Linked DNA regions of Homo sapiens: region 1 is linked to region 2. A link is an interaction called in ENCODE POLR2A ChIA-PET data of the cell type or tissue named here. Cell type or tissue: A673. All regions are shown on one strand.

Region 1 (2,500 bases), 140 kb after region 2:
GTCACACAGCTAGTTAGGGGCAGAGCTGGAGCTTGACCAAGGGTCCTGACTGGCGGTCTTGCTCTCTTTCCTGCATAGCATACAAGACTCCCCTCCCAGGCAGCCCAGCCTGACCACTGTGGGGGCTCTGTTTCCCTTCTCTGTCTTGTGGCACTGACTGCCCGGGGTGGCGGCTGGGTGCCTCTGGGACTCCTTGGAGGTCCTCTTCTCTCAGCTGAGAGTCTGGGGGAGTGCTGCCTGCTAAGGGCTTTGGGGAACTTCCTGTCTTCTGCCCATCTCCTCCCCCCACGCTCCCTCCGCCTCTGCCTCTGCCTCTGCCTCTGCCTCTGCCTGGGTCTCTACCGCCCCTGCTCATCAGCTGTCCCTTCCCCTTTCCCACTCCAAGGCTGTCAGTGTTTGGGGGAGATTATGCAGTGTTGACATTGGAATATGAATTAGGCGAGAGCGGCAGCCAAATATTGGAATTAGGGAAGGCAGGAGCCCAGGCGGGGATCCAAGAGTGGCTGGAACATCTGTGTCTTGGCTGTTCCAGATGCCTGACCCTGCGCCCACCTGAAAACGACGGGTCCAGAGCCACAGACAAGCTCTGATGCAGCCGAGGCTTGGTCCTTGACTTGCCAGCTGAGACTACAACTAACAGTCCCACAGAACTTGGCCCCATCAGCTCGCTGTATTCCGAAGCCCAGGAAAAGGCAGATGCTTCTGCTGTGAGTTGATAGACAGAGGCAAGATGCTGCCCCAGGATGTATTCTTCATCTGATTGTCTGAAATCCCATCTTCAGTGCTCTGTTTCTACTGCTCAGGTCAGCATTTGCAAGAATGTGTTCCACAAAACCCAAGTTCTGCAGGCTGTTAAGAAGTTGTGTGTAAAAGGCGGTTCCATGGCCATGTACTTGGGAGAGATGTTGAACAGAGCTAAGCAGGACTTCCCAGGCAGGGCCTTGAGTAATTTAATAGGCACAGCGATTCATCAGAAGCGGGAGGGATAAAGTCTGGAGTATTTCCTAAGCTTGTTTGACATGTAACCCTGTTCTCATGGAGTATCTTTTTGGACCAGTGCGAACGGATCTAACTGTATTCTAGCAGCTGCTGGTACCTCTGTCCAGGCGCTGGCGTGAGATGGACACTTAATACATATGGATTGAGTCTGAATCTCTCAGAACCTGCTTCCTGTAAAATGGAATAGCAGCACCTGTCCTGAGTGTTTTTGTTTTAATTTTTGAAAGTCAAATGAGAGGCCTGTGTGTGGGAGTAGTTGCAAGCTGAATAGTTGCACATATTTCGGGAATGATTACGATCAGCCCTGTCTCTTCTTTTAACTAATCTGATAAATGTAGACATGCTGACAGTTTTGTGATAATACTCCCCCGCCTGGGGCTTTTCCATTTTCCTCTCCAGGAAGAGGGCCGTGTTTAGCATAGCATTCCTCAGTGTGAGTTCATGCCTTCATGGGCCTTATCACATGGGAGTGCTAGTGGCAAGCTCAAGGCCAGCTTGCTGAGTGGCAGGACAGAAAGGCAGTAGATTCCAGGGCTCTTGACTCCTGAGTCCAGCGCTGTGCTTGTCCCAGTGCTGCCATGGTGCCAGGTGTGGGACAGGACACTGGGGAGGCACGCACGTGACAGAGGCACTTCCTGGACCAGCTCGTGGTGGCACCTTGCCCACCACCAGACACCCCTCCCAGGGCCTGAGCACTGCCCCAAGCTCCCTGCAGGACAGCCATGCTCGAGTCTGGGACCAAGAGTGCTCTCTTTAAGGAGGCTGGGATCTCAGAGTGGGACTCTCAGCATCCAGATACCAAAGGGGGTCGTCCTCTTCCTCCCTCTTTTCTTCCTGCAGGGGTTTCTTGGGCCACAGCCTCACCTTTGCCCATCCCCCTCAGTTGGGAATTGTCTGAATTAAGAGTTAAAAAAGGTCAGATCTTGGAAGGATTGAGCCTCCTCTCCCAGGAGGCCCAGAGAAAACTTCAAGTCATAAACCTATTGTCCTGGAAACCCTCACTTCCCCTAGCTGTGCCTCGGTTTCCCCATCTGTAAGCTGAGGAACCTCATCTAGCTCTAGAAAGTAAGTCTATGGATTGAGAAACATCATAAACTCCTGCCATTTACATATGAAATACTTCTTGTAATTCCCTCTCCCCTCCGTCCACCCTCCTGTGGGGTCCTCCTCGTGTCACTCCTGTGTGATTACAGTAGCTTCCTAAGGTGTCTCCTGGACTCTAGTACTTCTCCTTCACGTCTGCCTGGAGAAATCTTTGTAGGTTCTGCTCTCCTCATGTCCTTTCCCTACTTTCAAACTTGGGATGGCTTCCTGCTGCTCCTGTGTAAGGTCTGTGTCACATCTCTTCACCTCTGCCACAGAGACCACTTGGGATTTTCTAGAGTACTGGAAGTTTTACTCTTCCTAGCCTTTGCTTTTGCCATTTCTTCAGCTAAAATGCCTTTCCTCCTTCTCCTGATGATGACATTTTCTGCAACCTGCAAGACCTAACTTCTTCCCA
Region 2 (2,500 bases):
GTGCTTAGAAGGCCCAACTGGTCAGAGCCTCCTCCCAGGGTCAAGGCAGGTGCCAAGGCCAGTTCACCATGGAGAATGTGGACTTGAGAAGAGCAGCCTGGAGTAGGGGAGCTCCCAGTGCAATCCCTGCAGTAGCAAGACCCGAGGCGCCGGCAGCAGCCTCAGAGGAGTGCCCCACGCCCCAGCTCAGGAAGACTCATGCCCCTTGAGCCCAGGGAACAAGCGAAGGAAAATCTGGTGTCAGTGTGGGTAGTTTCAGCCTATTCCAGAAAGGACTCCAGCCTCATGCTGTGCACTTGGTGGTCTCATCTCTTCAACCACAACATCTTCTCCTTATCCAGTGTAAGGACCCTGAACAGGAGGCTGCACAGATGGGGTCAGGAGAAGCCCCAGGTGGGACCAGAGGTGTTACAACCTTGGGAGACAGCTCAGAGCACCAGGGCACCAGAATACTAACCAGCTCCACTAGAACCCCCCTCTCCCTAGGCCAGCCCTGAGTCCCCACCTCAGAATGCAGGGCTGGGCCAGCCACTGCAAGGCAGCCTGTCTCTTGCTCACCTCTAGGTCCTGGGCACTCTGCCTGGCTTGCTGGGGGGGTGGTGGGGGGGTAGAACATTTAGGAAGTTGGGGAGAATGTATGAGCCTTTTCCCAAATAAGTCCAAGAAATTGAGGCACAGAGCAAGGGAAACCCACTAGTTCAAGGTCACCCAGGAGAGATGGTGGCTTAGCCCCCAGGGGAACCTAGGAGGCCCAGACTCCCTGCCACTCGCCTCATTCAGATCAGAGACCCTGAGCTCGATGGAGCTCACCCCAACTCGGTCTCCACCCCCGCCAGCCCCGGTAGCCCCTACCAGCGCTCCCATTGATCCTCCAACCAGCTGTCATTGTCTGGGCTCGAATCCATCTTCAGCACCAGCTGCATGGAGAGCCCTGCCCGGCCGGGGGGCTGCGGGGCCCCAGGGCTGCCCTCTCATGCCCGGAAGGGTGGGGGGGCCAGGGCTCAAGGCAGGGCTGGGGGCCTCTGGCCTCCACCGCTTGGGCCTGTCTTTCTGCGTCCTGCCTGCTGCAGAAGCCTGGGGAGCTCATTAAAAATAGACAGGCCAGGAGAGGAGGCTGCAGCTGCCGACCCGGGTCCCAGCCCCAGCTCTTCCCAGCGCAGCCCTCAGCTGCAGGCACCTTCCTCCCGGCTGGCCTGGCCCTTGCGCTGCTGCCGCTGTGGCCGCCTCCCTCACGGGATCAGGTTACTGCAATCAATGCCACTGGCTCCACCTGCCCTTCCAATGCCCCTGTCGGGGGCTGAGTGGCCCCCCCTCCCTGGCCCAGGCTTGTAAGTAGATGGCAGAAATCTAGGATGTTTCCCCCCAAAAGCCAGCCCTTGGTTGGCTTTAAAGGGCCAGTTCCCCAGTCAGGGTGCCAGGTGGGAGATGAAGGGGGGCTTCCCAAACACCCTAAGAATGAACACTCGGTTTGCACTGCCATAGGCTCAGCCCCCCGACCTCATCAGAGAGGCTTCTGTGGGCCCAGGCTGCATCCAAACTGGGTTTGATCTGGGCTGCCTCCTTCTGCAGCCAGAGCTTGAGCCTTCAGGACCCAGGAAGGCAGGGCCTATGGAAGCAGGAGGCACCAGAGCCACAGCTAAGGGCAGGCCAGTGTTTGGGCCCTTAGAGCAGAGCTGGAAGGGCTGCTGTGTGGTAATGAGCTTCCTCTCCCTTTGGAATGACATAAACAGAACCTGGAGGCCCCTGGAGGGCACTGCACAGAGGGGTGGGGAATGGGGGCTGGATGGACAAGGTGCCCTGTAGGGTCACGTCTGACCTGCAGCCCAAGGGTGGTGGTTCCCCAGGCCATGGGGAGGGTGTGGCTGGCCAGCTGGGGTGGAAGTGGGGAGGAGGGCCTGGCCCAGAAGCCAGAGCAGCCCTCCTCCGTCCGGCCAGGGCAGGGTGGCATCTCAGGCTCAGGGACAAAAACCCAGTGGCCAGCACCAAGTAAGTGTTCAATTCACACTGGTTGCCCAGATGGTCACCGAGAAGGCCAGTGGTGCAAAAGGGAGCCCCTGGTACTCAGATGGCATGGGAGAGCTGCAGGACCGCTGACCCAGAGGTGCCCTGAAATGCCCCTGCTCTGCCAGTGACCTCTGCACATATATATATATATATATATATATATATTTTTTTTTTTTTTTGAGACGGCCTTTCGCTCTGTCACCCAGGCTGGAGAGCAATGACATGATCTTGGCTCACCGCAGCCTCTGCCACCTGGGTTCAAGTGATTCTCCTGCCTCAGCCTCTTGAGTAGCTGGGATTGCAGGTGTGCATCACCATACCTGGTTAATTTTTGTATTTTTAGTAGAGACAGGGTTTCACCATGTTGGCCAGGCTAGTCTTGAACTCCTGACCTCAGGTGATCTGCTCGCCTCGGCTTCTCAAAGTGCTGGGATTGCAGGCGTGAGCCATGGTGCCCAGCCCCCCTGCACACATCTGTGTCTCCTCACACATGGCT

The links. ChIA-PET counts read pairs that join two places held together with the same protein. Peaks named below come from ENCODE experiments on the same cell type or tissue, not always from the same donor. Only the 100,000 strongest peaks of a DNase experiment are listed, where the experiment ranks them.
Region 1: POLR2A ChIA-PET joins it to region 2 with 14 read pairs; 1 of 35 experiments calls an interaction of 5 or more read pairs at or near these places.

What each region holds. Positions count from the first base shown.
Region 1 is chr11:45,753,463-45,755,962 of GRCh38, reverse strand. No RefSeq gene overlaps it. Among named protein-coding and RNA genes, the nearest start is that of LINC02690, 3.1 kb to the right of the region's middle. RefSeq lists an enhancer at 1-127. In A673, no CTCF peak of the experiment used is centred here; DNase peaks (open chromatin) are centred at 972 and 1,392; H3K27ac peaks cover 1,913 bases.
Region 2 is chr11:45,895,303-45,897,802 of GRCh38, reverse strand. All of the region lies in intron 1 of MAPK8IP1 (mitogen-activated protein kinase 8 interacting protein 1), which reads right to left. Among named protein-coding and RNA genes, the nearest start is that of FREY1, 11 kb to the left of the region's middle. RefSeq lists enhancers at 540-1,409, 1,410-2,281. In A673, no CTCF peak of the experiment used is centred here; a DNase peak (open chromatin) is centred at 1,238.